Linked DNA regions of Homo sapiens: region 1 is linked to region 2. Evidence: chromatin loops called from intact Hi-C (ENCODE). Cell type or tissue: tibial artery. All regions are shown on one strand. Links, peaks and the distances in the headings refer to the core of each region. The heading gives the core; the rest is flanking DNA. Region 1 overlaps INO80 (INO80 complex ATPase subunit). Region 2 has its middle 39 kb from the start of INO80.

The links. A loop is a pair of places that touch in the nucleus more often than their neighbours do. Peaks named below come from ENCODE experiments on the same cell type or tissue, not always from the same donor. Only the 100,000 strongest peaks of a DNase experiment are listed, where the experiment ranks them.
Region 1: a loop joins it to region 2, with 2.1 times the contacts of the local background. A loop is called at or near these places in 1 of 110 quality-filtered maps.

What each region holds. Positions count from the first base shown.
Region 1 is chr15:41,080,688-41,085,687 of GRCh38, forward strand. INO80 (INO80 complex ATPase subunit) reads right to left here. Exons shown (of 36, transcript NM_017553.3): 7 at 4,682-4,896; 8 at 333-386. Among named protein-coding and RNA genes, the nearest start is that of INO80, 33 kb to the right of the region's middle. In tibial artery, for the core only: no CTCF peak of the experiment used is centred there; a DNase peak (open chromatin) is centred at 2,106.
Region 2 is chr15:41,149,495-41,160,353 of GRCh38, forward strand. No RefSeq gene overlaps it. Among named protein-coding and RNA genes, the nearest start is that of INO80, 39 kb to the left of the region's middle. RefSeq lists an enhancer at 1,952-2,452. In tibial artery, for the core only: no CTCF peak of the experiment used is centred there; no DNase peak of the experiment used is centred there; H3K27me3 peaks cover 218 bases.

The DNA of each region.
Region 1 (5,000 bases), core at 1-5,000, 72 kb before region 2:
TACTAAAATACAAAAATTATAGGGCATGATGGCAGGTGCCTATAATCCCAGCTACTCGGGAGGCTGAGATGGGAGAATCGCTTGAACCTGGGAGACGGTGGTTGCAGTGAGCCAAGATCACTGCCACTGCACTCCAGCCTGGGTGGCTGAGACTCTGTCTCAAAAAATAAAAATAAAAAATAAACAGCTTGAGAACATTCAGAAACTCTCTTACGAACTATTAGATTCATGATCAACAGGTTACGACGGACAAGAGCAGCAAGATGGACCCCAAAGAAGAAGAATATATTCCAGCAAAACATGAAATGGAAAATACAAAACTACAATTTTACCTTTCGGCTATTGGTGAGAAACAGGTTACGAGCTGAAGCTTTCTGCTTATTTGCCTAAAATATTTAAAAAACAATATTTCATTTAGGATTCATTTTTGAACTAAGACTATGTAGAATGAACAGTCTTTTACTCAATTCCTAGAGGGTTAGAAAATGTCAAGCCAAGCAAGATATATTACTTCTATAAGTCATCCAGATGTATTGTCTCAACGCCATACATAAAACGATTAAAGAAGCATTCAAGAAGAATAAGTCAGCATTGTGGATGCCTTAAATAGTCTTCTGTATACTTTTGGGAAGATGTTAAGTTACATGTAAGGCTTGAAGTGGACTAGAAAAATGTTACAATACCTAAACCTTAGCACTATCCTGATTAAAAACATGTTGCTTACCAGGGCCAATCTGCAAGGCTGAGAGAGCAGGGCATCCAGATACAGGAATCATTAGGAGAAAGATAAACTAGTCTCCTAAGTGTGATTCTAGCCCCACCTCCAGCCTAGGCAAACCTGATGTCACTATTACTCAGTTTCTGCCACCACATAAGCCTAATCTTCTCTAAAACTAAACTCCAAGGAAGACCTAACACAAAATGACCCAGCAGCCCACAACCCAGCTATTTGTGTTTTCCACTCTAGCTAAGGGGAAAAACAAAAGTCAGTACAGAAACCTGACTCCCCATGATGTCTATTTGACATGGAAGAAGATGCTGAAGAGGCAGAGCTGGGTGGCTCTTTCAGTACTGAAGAGTACTCTCCTTGATGTTAAAGAAACAATGGGTTCAAAGTGACAAAGAAGGTCTGAAAGCCATTTCTTTAATGTTTGCACGTAAGACAGCAAATTTAAGGGAATATATGAGCCTTTTATAAAAAAAAAACTCTTACTAATTAAAGAGCTATTGTCACTCTGAAGCCAGGAACCTCAAATATTCCCACTAAAAAGTCATTTCCTGGCCAGGAATGGTGGTTCACGCCTGTAATCCCAGCACTTTGGGAGGCCGAGGCGGGTGGATCACTTGAGGTAATGAGTTTGAGACCAGACTGGCCAATGTGGTGAAGCCCCATTTCTACTAAAAATAGAAAACTTAGCCAGGCATGGTGGCACATGCCTGTAATCCTAGCTACTCGGGAGGCTGAAGCAGGAGAATCACTTGAACTCAGGAGGCGGAGGCTGCAGTGAGCCGAGATCGTACCACTGCACTCCAGCCTGGGTGACAAGAGCAAAACTCCGTCTCAAAAAAAAAAAAAAAAAAAAAGTCATTTCTTGGCCAGGCGCAGTGGCTTACACCTGCAACCCCGGCACTTTGGGAGGTTGAGGCAGGAGGATCACTTGAGTCCAGGAGTTCGAGACTAGCCTGGGCAAGATAGTGAGACCTCGTCTCTATAAAAAATAAACAGAATTGGGCCGGGCGTGGTGGCTCACGCCTGTAATCCCAGCACTTTGGGAGGCCGAGGTGGTTGGATCACCTGAGGTCAGGACTTCAACACCAGCCTGGTCAACATGGTGAATCCCCGTCTCTACTAAAAATACAAAAATTAGCTGAGTGTGGTGGCAGGCGCCTGTAATCCCAGCTACCCAGGAGGGAGCTACCTCAGGAGAATTGCTTGAACCCGGGAGGTGGAGGTTGCAGTGAGTCGAGATCATGCCATTGTACTCCAACCTGGGTGACAAGAGCGAAACTCCGTCTCAAAAAACAAAAAAAAATTAAATAAACAGAATTAGCTCAGTGTGGTGGCACACACTTATAGCCCCAGGTACTAAGGAGGCTGAGGTGCGAGGACTGCTTGAGCCTGGGAGATCAACGCTGAAGTGAACCAAGATGAGTCCACTGCACTCCAGCCTGGGCAACAGAACAAGACCCTATCTCAAAAAGAAATGAAAACTCATTTCTTTCATTGAAAGGACACCATCTGAGGCCTCTTCATCAGGTACTAAGTCATGGGAAAGTTTCCCATAACTTTCCCATCAAGAATGCTCAAGCACAGGCCGGGTGCAGTGGCTCACGTCTGCAATCCCGGCACTATGGGAGGCCGAGGCGCACAGATCATGAGGTCAGAAGATCGAGACCAGCCTGGCTAATAGGGTGAAACCTTGTCTCTACTAAAAATACAAAAAAAAATTAGCCAGGTGTCGTGGCGGGTGCCTGTAGTCCCAGCTACTCCGGAGGCTGAAGGAGGAGAATGGCGTGAACCCGGGAGGCGGAGCTTGCAGTGAGCCGAGATCGCACTCCAGCCTGGGCGACAAAGCCAGACTCCGTCTCAAAAAAAAAAAAAAAAAGAATGCTCAAGCATCAACTATGTCTCCAGAAATACTTATTAACTGCTATGGAAAAAAAATTTTAATTTTACAGTAGCAAAACACCACCATACCAAGGGATCAAAGGTAATATCCTCAAAACATTAAAACAGGTTGGGCATGGTGGCTCACACCTATAATTCCAGCACTTTGGAAAGCTGAGGTGAGCAGCTCACTTGAGGTCGGGAGTTCAAGACCAGCCTGACCAACATGGCGAAACCTCGTCTCTTCCAAAAATACAAAAATTAGCTGGGTGTGACGGCGCGCACCTGTAGTCCCAGCTACTCAGCTACTTGGGAGGCAGAAGTGGGAGAATCGCTGAAACCCAGGAGGCAGAGGTTGCAGTGAGCCAAGATCACACACCTGTACTCCAGCCAGGGCAAGAGACGAGACTCCGTCTCAAAAAAAAAAAAAAAAAAAAATTAAAACACACTATAACCTCCATAGTTTAAAAAGTGTCATACTAACCTATATGAAGTATATGTGTAAGATGCAGATCTAGTTTTATCTAAATTGCTACCCAGTTGTCTCGGCACTACTAATTTGTAAGTCCACCAGCTTATTCTACTCATCTATTTGCCTATTCATGTGCCAGTACCATACTTTTTTAACTGTAGAGGTTTTGTAGCGTGTTCTAACGTTTAGTGGGGATTTTTCCAATTCTTCCCCAGCTACTCCTACATTCTGACTTCATCACATGGACTTTAGTATCAACTTTTCTCAATTCATAAAATATCCCGTTTCTAAAAAAAATCCAATTTATAATGAAATATCCTGTTCCTATCAGGATTGCACTCAATTCATCCTTAAGAGTAATATGTAAACAACTGGTGAATCTCACTTAAGGGTAAACAGACATTCCTTGGACTATAATTGCAACTTCTTTAAAAAAAAAAAAAAAACGCTACATATGGCATCTGGTTTGCAACTATTAATTTTGAAATTATATCAAAATAACATGTTATTGGCTGGGCGTGGTGGCGCACACCTGTAATCCCAACACTTTATGAGGCGGAGCCAGGCAGATCACCTGGGGTCAAGAGTTCGAGACCAGCCTGGCCAACATGGTGAAACCCCATCTCTACCAAAATACAAAAATTAGCTGGGCATGGTGGCATCTGCCTGTAGCCCCAGGTACTTGGAAGGCTAAGGAAGGAGAATTGTTTGAACCTGGGAAGCGGAGGTTGCAGTGAGCCGAGATGATGACACTGCAATCCAGCCCAGGCGACAGAGCAAGACTCCATCTCAAAAATAATAATAATAAAATAAAATGTTATCAAAACCAAATGAATTAAGAGGAAAAATGCTTATACATGTTTAACTCGTTCACATTTTATTCTAGTGCCTGTGATTATCCAGCAACATTCAAACATTTGTAAATTCTCTAAGAAACATATCAACTCCTTTTTATTTTATTTAATTTTTGAGATAAAATAAATAAATATTTATTATGTTACACATTCTGTTACACAAGCTAGAGTGCAGTGGTGCGATCTCAGCTCGCTGCAGCCTCAACCTCCTGGGCTCTATCTATCCTGCCTCAGCCACTTGCATAGGGAGGGCTACAAACATGTGCCGCTACGCCCAGTTCATTTTTGTAGTTTTTGGAGAGATGGGGTTTCACCATGCTGTCCAGACTGGTCTCAAACTCCTGGGCTCAAGCGATCTACCCACCTCAGCCTCCCAAAGTGCTGGGATTACAGGTGTGACCTGCCATGCCTGGCCTCTTTTTAATTTTTTCTAATATCACCTATAAATTGGCTGTCAAGTATCTATTGCTATATTTAGGAAAACTGCATTCTTTTCTTGAAGAAGTTGTCCTCCAATTTTTTGACCACGGAGCATCACACAATAACTAATTGTCTTGTGAATTCTGACCACATTCTAGAAGAAACTGTTAACTGAAAGAGTACTACTCAGCATTTTCTTGATTCCAACAGATTAGTTTCTTTGCAGAATTCCTATCTGTGAAAGTATCTAGCTCTCAGAGTTCCTCTTTAGTGGGTGGGGAGAGAAAACATTCTCCTAATTTCCATCTCCTGGAGGCATTCACTTACCTTTGGTAGTTCCTTTTTCACAATGCTGAGCCATACTTTCCTGCGACGAGCATTCAGCTGCTCAATGGATAAGTGCTTTTTCTTAGTGCCAGGGGGAGGTGCATCGTGAGAAAACTTGGCAAAGACTTTGGTCTGGTGGTGATGGCGACGAGGGGATTCTTCAGAGGAAAGTTCTTCATCTCTTCGTCTTTTTTTCTTCACTTTTTTCAACTTAGCTGCAAAAGAAACAGATGCAACAGGTTGCACTTCCACAGGAGATAGTCACAAAGCAACCTCATGACTTAAAACATGCAAGGTTCTTTCCTTATTCCACCTGACA
Region 2 (10,859 bases), core at 3,131-8,130:
AGCATTTAGCAAACCTAATATTTGAACATAATTTAGACCACGTTTACATTTAGAAGACAATTGTATTTGACCAATAATCTTTAAAACTGTCTTTATTTCCCGAAGATTGCTAAAGTCACATGAACTAAAGGGCATTACACGTTCTACTTTTCTGGCAAAATGTTTGATTTAAGCTCTTATTATTATTAAACCAATTAATTTAAAACTTTACAGAGGAGATTAATCACTTTGCACAGACAGAAAGAAGTCAGAGACTGAGTGGTACGAAATTATTACCCTTTTGCCGACATGCCAGCTTTCTGGGTTCTCTCTCCCTGAGCGGCCCTGGCGACCCATGCTTGACTGTATGCAGACAAACATATTGCCATGAATTAAGAATATTCACAAATTGTTTACAAATTTTGGAGAATCTAGGCAGAGAGAGAAATATGACTCAAATTCTATTTGTGAGAGTATACTCAATATGCTTAAAGTATCAGGAAGCCCAAAATCCAAAAAGTTATTTTAAGGATAAAAAGTTGGCATGCTCCATTAATTCCTGCAGGCCTGACAAAGGTAGCTCAGGAATTCCAGATATATGGAATGTATGATGACTTGCTAGAAATGCATAGAAACACAGAACTAAATAAAAGCCTTCCACTAGGAACTAAAAAAAAACCATGGTTTTATATATATGCATACACAAGTAAAGCCAGAGGAGAATAAACAGCAAACAAATGAAAACCAGAAGCAAAAACAAACAGGAAACCAACCATAAATTTTCCTGCTCAATTTACTCTGGAGGCCACAGTGTTACCCAGGGCCCCAAAAAACCCATATAATGAATATTTTATTCCTGATACACAATTCAATATCCTTAAGTTCACCAATATCATTATACATTCTGTGCAATCAAGAAATCCACTTTAGGCACACAACCAATAAGTAATCTAGCACTATCCAGGCAAAACAGTAAACATAGTGTGAAGCAATGCAGGCAACTTTACGCTAAATCCAGGTTCATGCTTGTGAAAGTGCCTTTGCAGAATTATGACCGAGACAGTGAAAGAGATCTAACTTAACTGGCTCCATCTTGCTTCTAACCCCCAAGCTGTCCTAGTTCATTCCTGGGCGTAGACTGAACTAACTTTGGAAGAAACTTAGTTTGTCGTTTATAGTTTAAACAAAGATGGTAAAGGCCCTTTCTTAAAGCAGTCCTCCTTCTTGCCTGGGGACTAGACTGCCTTAGTAGGACTAATTTAGCCACAAGATTAGAAATTATGGTTTAGGAGTCCTGCAGCTGGAGGCTACAAGATTCTGACCCTGCCTAAACTGCTCCTTAGATCAGTGCTTTAGACATTTTGCAGATCCTGCACTTGCTGGATCAGCTGGCACCACCCAGATCAATACACTGGCTCATCTGATCTTGTGGCCTCCATCCAGGAACTGACTCAGAACAGAAGAAGAAGACAGCTCAGACGCTCTATGATTTTATCTCTGACCAATCAGCACTCCTGGCTCACTGACTTCCCTCCACCCACCAAGTTATCCTTAGAAACTCTGCTCCCCAAATGCTTGGAAAGAGTAATTTAAGTAATAATACAACTCGGGTGGGATGCCGTGGCTCACGCCTTGTAATCCCAGCACTTTGGGAGGCCAAGGCGGGTGGATCACGAGGTCAGGAGTTTAAGACCAGCCTAGCCAACATGGTGAAACCCCGTCTCTACTAAAAATACAAAAATTAACCAGGTGTGGTGGTGTGCGCCTGTAGTCCCAGCGGCTTGTGAGGCTGAGGCAGGAGAATCGCTTGAACCTGGAGGCAGAGGTTGCAGTGAGCAGAGATCGCTCCACTGCACTCCAGCCTGGGTGACAGAGCAAGACTCCTTCTCAAAAAAAAAGAAACAAAAAAACTCTGGTCTTCCACACAGCGAGCTCTGCGTGATTACTGTTTCTCTATTGCAATTCCCGTCTTGATGAATCGGGTCTTTCTAGGCATTGGGCAAGGTGAATCCCTTGAGCCATTGAAAGGTGACATCGTGCTGGCAGCCCTCACAGCCCTTGCTCGCTCTCTGCGCCTCCTCCGCCTTGGCGCCCACTCTGGCCGCGCTTGAGGAGCCCTTCAGCCTCCCGCTGCACTGTGGGAGCCCCTTTCTGGGCTGGCCAAGGCCGAAGCCGGCTCCCTCAGCTTGCCCGGAGGTGTAGAGGGAGAGGCGCCTACGGGAACCGGAACCGGGGCTGTGCGCGGTGCTTCCAGGCCAGCCTGAATTCTGGGTGGGCATGGGCTCGCCAGCCCGCACTCGGAGCGGCCAGCCGGCCCCGCCGCCTCGGGCAGTGAGGTGCTTAGCATCTGGGCCAGCAGCTGCTGTGCTCAATTTCTCACCAGGCCTTAGCTGCCTCCCCGCGGGGCAGGGTTTGGGACCTGCAGCCTGCCACGCCTGAGCCTCCCTGCCACTCCGTGGGCTCCTGTGCCGCGGGAGCCTCCCGGAGGAGCGCCGCCCCCTGCTCCACGGCGCCCAGTCCCATCAACCACCCAAGGCCTGAGGAGTGGGGGGCGAACGGCGCGGGACTGGCAGGCAGCTCCACCTGCGCCCCGGTGGGGGATCCACTGAGTGAAGCCAGCTGGGCTCCTGAGTCTGTTGGGGACTTGGAGAACCTTTATGTCTAGCTAACGGATTGTAAATACACCAATCGGCACTCTGTATCTAGTTCAAGGTTTGTAAACACACCAATCAGCACCGTGTGTCTAGCTCAGGGTTTGTGAATGCAACAATCTACACTGTATCTAGCTAATCTAGTGGGGATGTGGAGAACTTTTGTGTCTAGCTCAGGGATTGTAAATGCACCAATCAGCACCCTGTCAAAATGGACCAATCGGCTCTCTGTAAAATGGACCAATCAGCAGGATGTGGGTGGGGCCAGATAAGAGAATAAAAGCAGGCTGACTGAGCCGGTAATGGCAACCCGCTCGGATCACGTTACATGTAGTGTGAGGTTTGTTCTTTGCGATATGTCTTGCTGTTGCTCACTCTCAGTCTTTGGGTCCACGCTGATCTTATGAGCTGTAATACTCACTGTGAAGGTGTGCAGCTTTGCTCCTGAAGCTAGCGAGACCACGAACCCCCCCAGGAGGAATAAACAACTCCAGACGTGCCGCCTTAAGAGCTGTAACACTCACCAGGAAAGTTTGCAGCTTCACTTCTGAGCCAGCGAGACTACGAACCCGCGAGAAGGAAGAAACTCGGAACACATCCAAACATCAGAAGGAACAAACTCTGGCCATGCGGGCTTTAACAGCTATAACACTCACTGTGAGGGTCCGCAGCTTCATTCTTGAAGTCAGTGAGACCAAGAACCCACCAATTCCGGATGCACCACTACACTTAACTATGTAAAAAAGAATTGCCAAACTGCTGATGCATTTTTACAATACTTCCTATTTTAATCAAGACGAAGAGCTTTAACTATGAAAAAATTACCCAAATGTTTCTAATTAATTATCAAGTTTAAAAGAATTATTAATCTTTTTTTACTAATAATATAACCCTTTCTGGCACATTTTGTATACAGAATTACGTGATATCTAGAAACCAAAAACTTTAGTGAAACCCTAAAAAGAAATCCTGAACTATTAGATATGGATGTTTATACATTAAAAATATTCCTTAATTAATTAACTTATTTATATTTGAGACAGAGTTTCACTCTGTCGCCCAGGCTGGAGTGCAGTAGCACGATCTTGGCTCACTGCAACTTCCGCCTCCCGGGTTAAAGTGATTCTCCTGTCTTAGCCTCCCAAGTAGCTGGGATTACAGGCGCATGCCACTAATCTCAAGCCCTTTCAAATTCTTACTCCTTCATGAAACATTCCCTGATTCCGTTTCTCTCTTGCTAAACCTCTGTCAAACCAGACGTACCTTTCTTTTGCAAAAATCACATTCCTTCTTTCTCTTTGTTAAGGCAGGGTCTTGCTGTCTCGTCCATCAGGCTGAAATGCACTGACAAGATTATAGCTTACTGCATCCTCCAACTCCTGGGCTCAAGCAATTCTCCTGCCCTAGCACCCCTGCCCTCCTCCAATAGTAGGGACTATAGGCACGTGCCACCACGCCTGAATAATTTTTGTTGTTGTTGAGGCAGGGTCTCACTATGTTGTCTAGGCTAAAAATCACATTCTGATGTGAACTGATTCCTGCATATTCCATGGACCCACATTTCTGAGCACTGACGGTTTGCTACCTACAGAGGTCGGCCCCACTAGCACCAAAGCAATGAGGACCTTGCCTGCCACAATTTCTACCATTTCTCTCTCTCTCTCGGAGACAGGGTCTCACTCTGTTGCCCAGGCTGGAGTGCAGTCTGGACTTCCTGGGGCTCAAGCGATCCTCCTACCTCAGCCTCCCAAGTAGCTGTAACCACAGGTGTACACCACCACACCCTGCTAATTTTTGTAGAGATGGGGTCTCTCCATTTTGCCCAGGTTGGTCTCAAACTCCTGGACTCAAGTGGTCTGCCCACGTCAGCCTCCCAAAGTACTGGGATTACAGGCGTTAGGCACCATGCCTGGCTGCCTGGCGTAAGTTATTTTCTTTTCCCTTTAGTGAGGATGTAGTCAGCTGCCTTGGCCTGGAGTATACAGTGTTGGATGTCTGAAGAAACACTGAATTGAGGGCCAGGCACGGTGGCTCACGCCAGTAATCCCAGCACTTTGGGAGGCCGAGGCGGGCAGATCACCTGAGGTCAGGAGTTCAAGACCAGCCTGAACAACATGGTGAAACCCCGTCTCTATTAAAAATACAAAAAATTAGCTGGGCGTGGTGGCGGGCGCCTGTAATCCCAGCAACTCGGGAGGCTGAGGCAGGAGAATCGCTTGAACGCAGGAGGCGGAGGTTGCAGTGAGCTGAGATCGTGCCACTGCACTCCAGCCTGGGGAACAAGAGCGAAACTCCATCTCAAAAACAAAAAACAAACAAAACAAAAAAACACTGAATTGAGTCTTCCTGTTTGCCTATGCAATAAACACAGTCAGTCTGAACAACAGACTTCCAGCTTGGGTCCCTGGCTGTCATTCCAGTTTCCTTTCAGGGCAGCAGCCTGGCCCTGGAGCCTTTTCAGCGGAAGCTCTGACCCCTTACACAGTTTCTAACCGACTCTTTCTGCAGTATCCTTTACACTGACTCACATGACCCTTCTTGTTCTACTTTGTGGCCAGCATCTTTGCTGATGACAAATCCTGCACCCATATCCTGACCCCTCTCTTTGGGGCCCTCAAAGACTGACCCCAAAATTATGTTCTTAGGACCCCATTATGGGGCTTCCTCCCAGATCCCCTGATTTATCCTAGACTTCCACATTCTTTTTTTTTTTTTTGACAGTCTTGCTCTGTCGCCAGGCTGGAGTGCAGTGGTGCAATCCCAGCTCACTGCAACCTCCGCTTCCCCGGTTCAAGTGATTCTCCTGCCTCAGCCTCCCGAGTAGCTGGGACTACAGGCACGCGCCACCACGCCCAGCTAATTTATGTATTTTTAGTAGATACGGTGTTTCACCATGTTGGCCAGGATGATCTCCATCTCTTGGCCTCGTGTTCCACCTGCCTCGGTCTCTCAAAGTGCTGGGGTTACAGGCATAAGCCACCACGCCCCACCTGTCTCCCCCATTCTAAGGTCCTTACTAGGAGCTCCCGGCATGTGAATCCAAGAGCTATTCCATTAAAATACTTATTTTTACATATCTTGTTTTTCAGATTATAAGGCCTTAAATATAAAAACTGTCTAATTGGCTGGGCGTGGTGGCTCACCCAAGATTGTGCCACTGTACTCCAGACTGAGTGACAAACCAACCAACCAATAAACAAAAATAAGGAGATAAATGCTTGAACTAAGACAAGAAAAAAGTACTTTGGAAAAGAGAAATAATTTATGAGAAAGAACTGATAAAAACTAGGAGCAGAGAATATGTACAAAGAAGACAGACTCTGAGTACTGGTTAATTTCAGATACAGTGAGAGTTACCTGCAGTGGCTCCCAGCATGATAAATCTGATATGTCTTTTACACAGTATATTCATTTTTACCAGATTATTATATATTGTAAAAGAATATTCCTAATCCTAGCCTCATAATCTTTTAAAATTTAATTTTAAAAAATTGAAAAAAAATATATAGATATATATTTTGAGATGGAGTCTCACTCTGTCACCCAGGCTGGAGTGCAGTGGCATGATCTTGGCTCACTGCAATCTCCATATCCTGGATTCAAGCAATTCTCCTGCCTCAGCCTCCCGAGGAAAAAAATATTTTTGTGAGAGAGGGTCTCATTCTGTATCCTGGGCTGAGTGCACTGGCACGATCACAGCTCACTGCCACCTCAACTTCCTGGGCTCAAATGATCCTCCCACCTTAGCCCCCTGAGTAGCTGGGACTACAGGGGTGTGCTACCATGACCGGCTAATTTTTTATGTATTTTTAGATGTGGAGTCTAGCTATGTTGCCCAGGCTGGTCTCAAACTCCCGGGCTCAAGTGATCCTCCTGTCTTGGCCTCCGACATTACTGGGATTACAGGCGGGAACTACCATCCTCAGCCAATATTATTGTATATGTAGAAAATACTAATGAATCTACAGAGTAATTAGAATTACTAGAAAGTTCTGTGGGGTTTTTTTCGTTTTCTTTTGTTTTGTTTTTGTTTTTGTTTTTTGAGATGGAGTCTCTTTCTGTCACCCAGGCTGGAGGGCAGTGGTGCAATCTTGGCTCACTGCAACCTCCGCCTCCCGGGTTCAAGCAATTCTCCTGCCTCAGTCTCCTGAGTAGCTGGGATTACAGGCACGTGCCACCATGCCCAGGTAATTTTTTATATTTTTAGTAGAGACAGGGTTACACCATATTGGCCAGGCTGGACTCAAACTCCTGACCTCAGGTGATCTACCTGCCATGGCCTCCCAAAGTGCTGGGATTACAGGCGTGAGCCACCATGCCCAGCCAAAAATGAAGTTTTATAAAATACGCTATTAAGAGTAGCTAACAATGTATTATCTTGGACTTGATATTGGAGCAGAAAAAGGTGGTTAGTGGAAAAATTGTAGAATCCAAATATAGCCAGTAATTTAATCTTATTTTACCAATGTCTATGTCTTAGTTTTTACAGATGTATCATGGTTTCTAATATAGTAACATTAGCGGATGGGCATAGTGGCTCATGCCTGTAATTTCAGCAATTTGGGAGGCCGAGGGAGGTGGATCACCCAAGGTCAGGAGTTCGAGACCAGCCTGACCAACATGGTGAAACCCCTTCTCTACTAAAAATAGAGGAAGATGGTGAAACCCCGTCTCTACTAAAAATACAAAAATTAGCTGGGCATGGTGGTACACACCTGTAGTCCTAGCTACTTGGGAGGCTGAGGCAGGAGAATCGCTTGAACCCGGTAGGCAGAGATTGCAGTGAGCCGAGATCGCGTCACTGCACTGCAGCCTGGACGACAGATCAAGACTCCATCTCAAAGAAAAAAAAAAGATATTAACATTAGAACAATCTAGGTGATGACCTCATACACTCTATGTGTGGAACGTCATTATGTAACCCATGAATATGAACAATTATTATTTATCAATTAAAAATATAGAAAATAGGCCAGGCACGGTGGCACACACATGTAATCCCAGCACTTTGGGAGGCCAAGGAGGGCAGATTACTTGAGGCCAAGTTCGATATGATTCGGTTGTGGATTCGCTCATAGTTTGAATTTGCTAGGCAGAATAGTAAGGACAAAGTAAGTCCATGGGCAATTATGAGGATAATTGCACCAGTAAAACTTCAGGGGATTTGAATGAGGATAGGCACAATAAAAAGTGCCATATGGCTTACAGAGGAATGACTATAGTAGCAGAGGTTCAAGAAAAGCCTGGCCAACATGGTGAAACCCCATCTCTACTAAAAAAAAACAAAAATTAGATGGGCAAGGTGGTATGTGCCTGTAATCCCAGCTATGTGGGAGGCTGAGGCATGAGAATCACTTGAACCCAGGAGGTGGAGGTTGCAGTGAGCTGAGATCGCACCACCGCACTCCAGCCTGGGCGAAAGGGCAAGACTCTGTCTCAAAAAAGGAAAGAAAGACCAGGCGCGGTGGCTCACGCCTATAATTCCAGCACTTTGGAAAGCCGAGGCAGGCGGACCACAATGTCAGGAGTTCGAAACCAGCCTGACCAACATGGTGAAACCCCATTTCTACTAAAAATAAAAAAATTAGCTGGGCATGATGGCGCACACCTGTAGTCCCAGCTACTCAGGAGGCTGGGGCAGGAGAATCGCTTGAACCCGGGAGGCGGAGCTTGCAGTGAGCGGAGATCGCGCCATTGCACTCCAGCCTGGGTGACAGAGTGAGACTCCATCTCAAAAAAAAAAAAGAAAAGAAAAAATAAAAATAAGAACAAAGCAAAACAAAAAAGAACCTGGTTGAAGAGCATGTGGGAATTTCTTGTGCTGTCTTTGCAGCTCTTCTGTAAATCTAAAATTATTTCAAAATAAAAAATTACTGGCCAGGTGTAGTGGCTCACGCCTGTTATCCTAGCACTTTGGGAAGCCAAGGTGGGTTCTTGAGCTGAGGAGTTCAAGACCAGCCTGGGCAACCCCAGGCTAAAACTCCATCTCTAAAAAGACAAAAAAAAAAAAAAAAAAAGCCAGGAGCAGTGGCTCACGCTTGTAATCCCAGCACTTTGGGAGGCTGAGGCAGACGGATCACTTGATGTCAGGAGTTCAAGACCAGCCTGACTAACATGGTTGAACGGCATCTCTCCTAAAAATACAAAAATTAGCTGGGCATAATGGCATGTGCCTGTAATCCCAGCTACTCGGGAGGCTGAGGCAGGAGAATTGCTTGAACCCGGAAGGCGGAGGTTGTGGTGAGCAGAGATTGTGCCACTGTACTCCAGCCTGGGCGACAGAATGTGACTCCATCTCAAAAAATAAAAAATAAAATAAAATAAAGCTACAGTAGGCCGGGCGCGGTGGCTCATGCCTGTAATCTCAGCACTGTGGGAGGCCAAGGTCAGCAGATTACCTGAGGTCAGGAGTTTGAGACTAGCCTGGCCAACATGGTGAAACCCTATCTTTACTAAAAATATACAAATTAGCCAGGCATGGTGGCACAAGGCCTGTAATCCCAGCCATTCAGGAGGCTGAGGCAGGAGAATTGCTTGAACCTGAGAGGCAGAGGTTGCAATGAGCCGAGATCGCACAACTGCCCTCCAGCCTGGGTGACAGGGTGAGACTCTGTCTCAAAAATAAATAAATAAATAAAAATAAAATAAAATAGCTATAATAATTAAGACAGTGTGTTATCAGCATAAAATAAATAAATAACCAATAGTACAGAGCAGAGAACCCAGCAAAGACCCATCATGCATTGACACTGGATAATTTATGGTGGGAGCACTGCAGTTTTTCAATAAATGATGCCACACAATTAGGTGTCCATATACAGAAATATGTTAAATTTATCCCTACCTCACAGTTTATTAAAAAATCAATCCCAGGTAAATTAGAGATTTAAACATAAATGGCAAAACCAAAAAACATAACAAAGGAAATATCCTTAGAATGGTGGAGTAAGACAATAATTTTTCTGGCCGAGTGTGGTGGCTCCCGCCTGTAATCCCAGAACTTTGGGAGGCTGAGGCGGGTGGATCGCGTGAGGTCAGGCGTTCAAGGCCAGCCTGACCAATATGGTGAAACCCCGTCTCTACTAAAAATACAAAAATTAGCCAGGCGTGGTGGTATGCACCTGTAGTCCCAGCTACTCGGGAGGCTGAGGCAGGAGAATTGTTTGAACCCTGGAGGTGGAGGTTACAGTGAGCTGAGATCGCGCCACTGCACTCTAGCCTGTGCAACAGAGTGACACTCTGTCTCAAAAAAAAAAAAAAAGAAAAGAAAAGAAAAATAAAATAATTTTTCTTTCTGAGACAAGATCTTGGTCTGTTGCCCAGGCTGGAGGGCAGTGGCACAATCATGGCTCACAGCAGTCTCAAATTCCTGGGGTCAAGCGATCCTCTCACCTCAGTCTCCCAAAGTGCTAGGATTACAGGCATGAGCCATTGTGTCAGGCCAGAAAATAATTTTTGTTTTTTTTTTGAGACCGAGTCTTGCCCTGTTGCCCAAGCTGGAGTGCAGTGGTGCAATTATAGCTCATTGCAGCCTCCATCCCCCCAGCTCAAGCAGTCCTCCCACCTTAGCCTCCCTAGGAGGTGGGACTTCAGGTGGATGCCACCACATCAGGCTAATTTTTTTTATTAAAATTTAAAATTTTAATTTTAGGCTGGGCGCAGTGGCTCACGCCTGTAATCTCAGCACTTTGAAAGGCTGAGGCTCCATCTCAAAAAAAAATTATTTTATAATATTTAATTTTGTTTACAAAGTAATTGTATTTGCTATTCTGTTTATTTTCCTTATTATTAATTTATTTCTACTTAGACTGTATCCTCAAAAATGATTTTGACCCATACAAATTAAGTTATTTCTCTCTTCTGGCTGGGTGTGTTGCCTCGCGCCTGTAATCATAGTACTTTCAGAGGCCAAGATGGGTGGATCACCTGAGGTCAGGAGTTCAAGACTAGCCTGGCCAATATGGTGAAACCCTGTCTCTACTAAAAATACAAAAATTAGCTGGGCGTGGTAGCGCATGCCTGTAATCCCAGCTACTCAGGAGGCTGAGGCAGAAGAATCGCTTGAACCTGGGAGGCGGAGGTTGCAGTGAGCCGAGATTGCACCACTGCACTCCAGCCTGGGCAACAGAGCAAGACTCCATCTCAAAAAATAAGATAAAATAAAATAAAATAAAAAACAGTACGCCTAATGTTAGTGAGAATGTGGCATATTAGGAACTCTCATACACT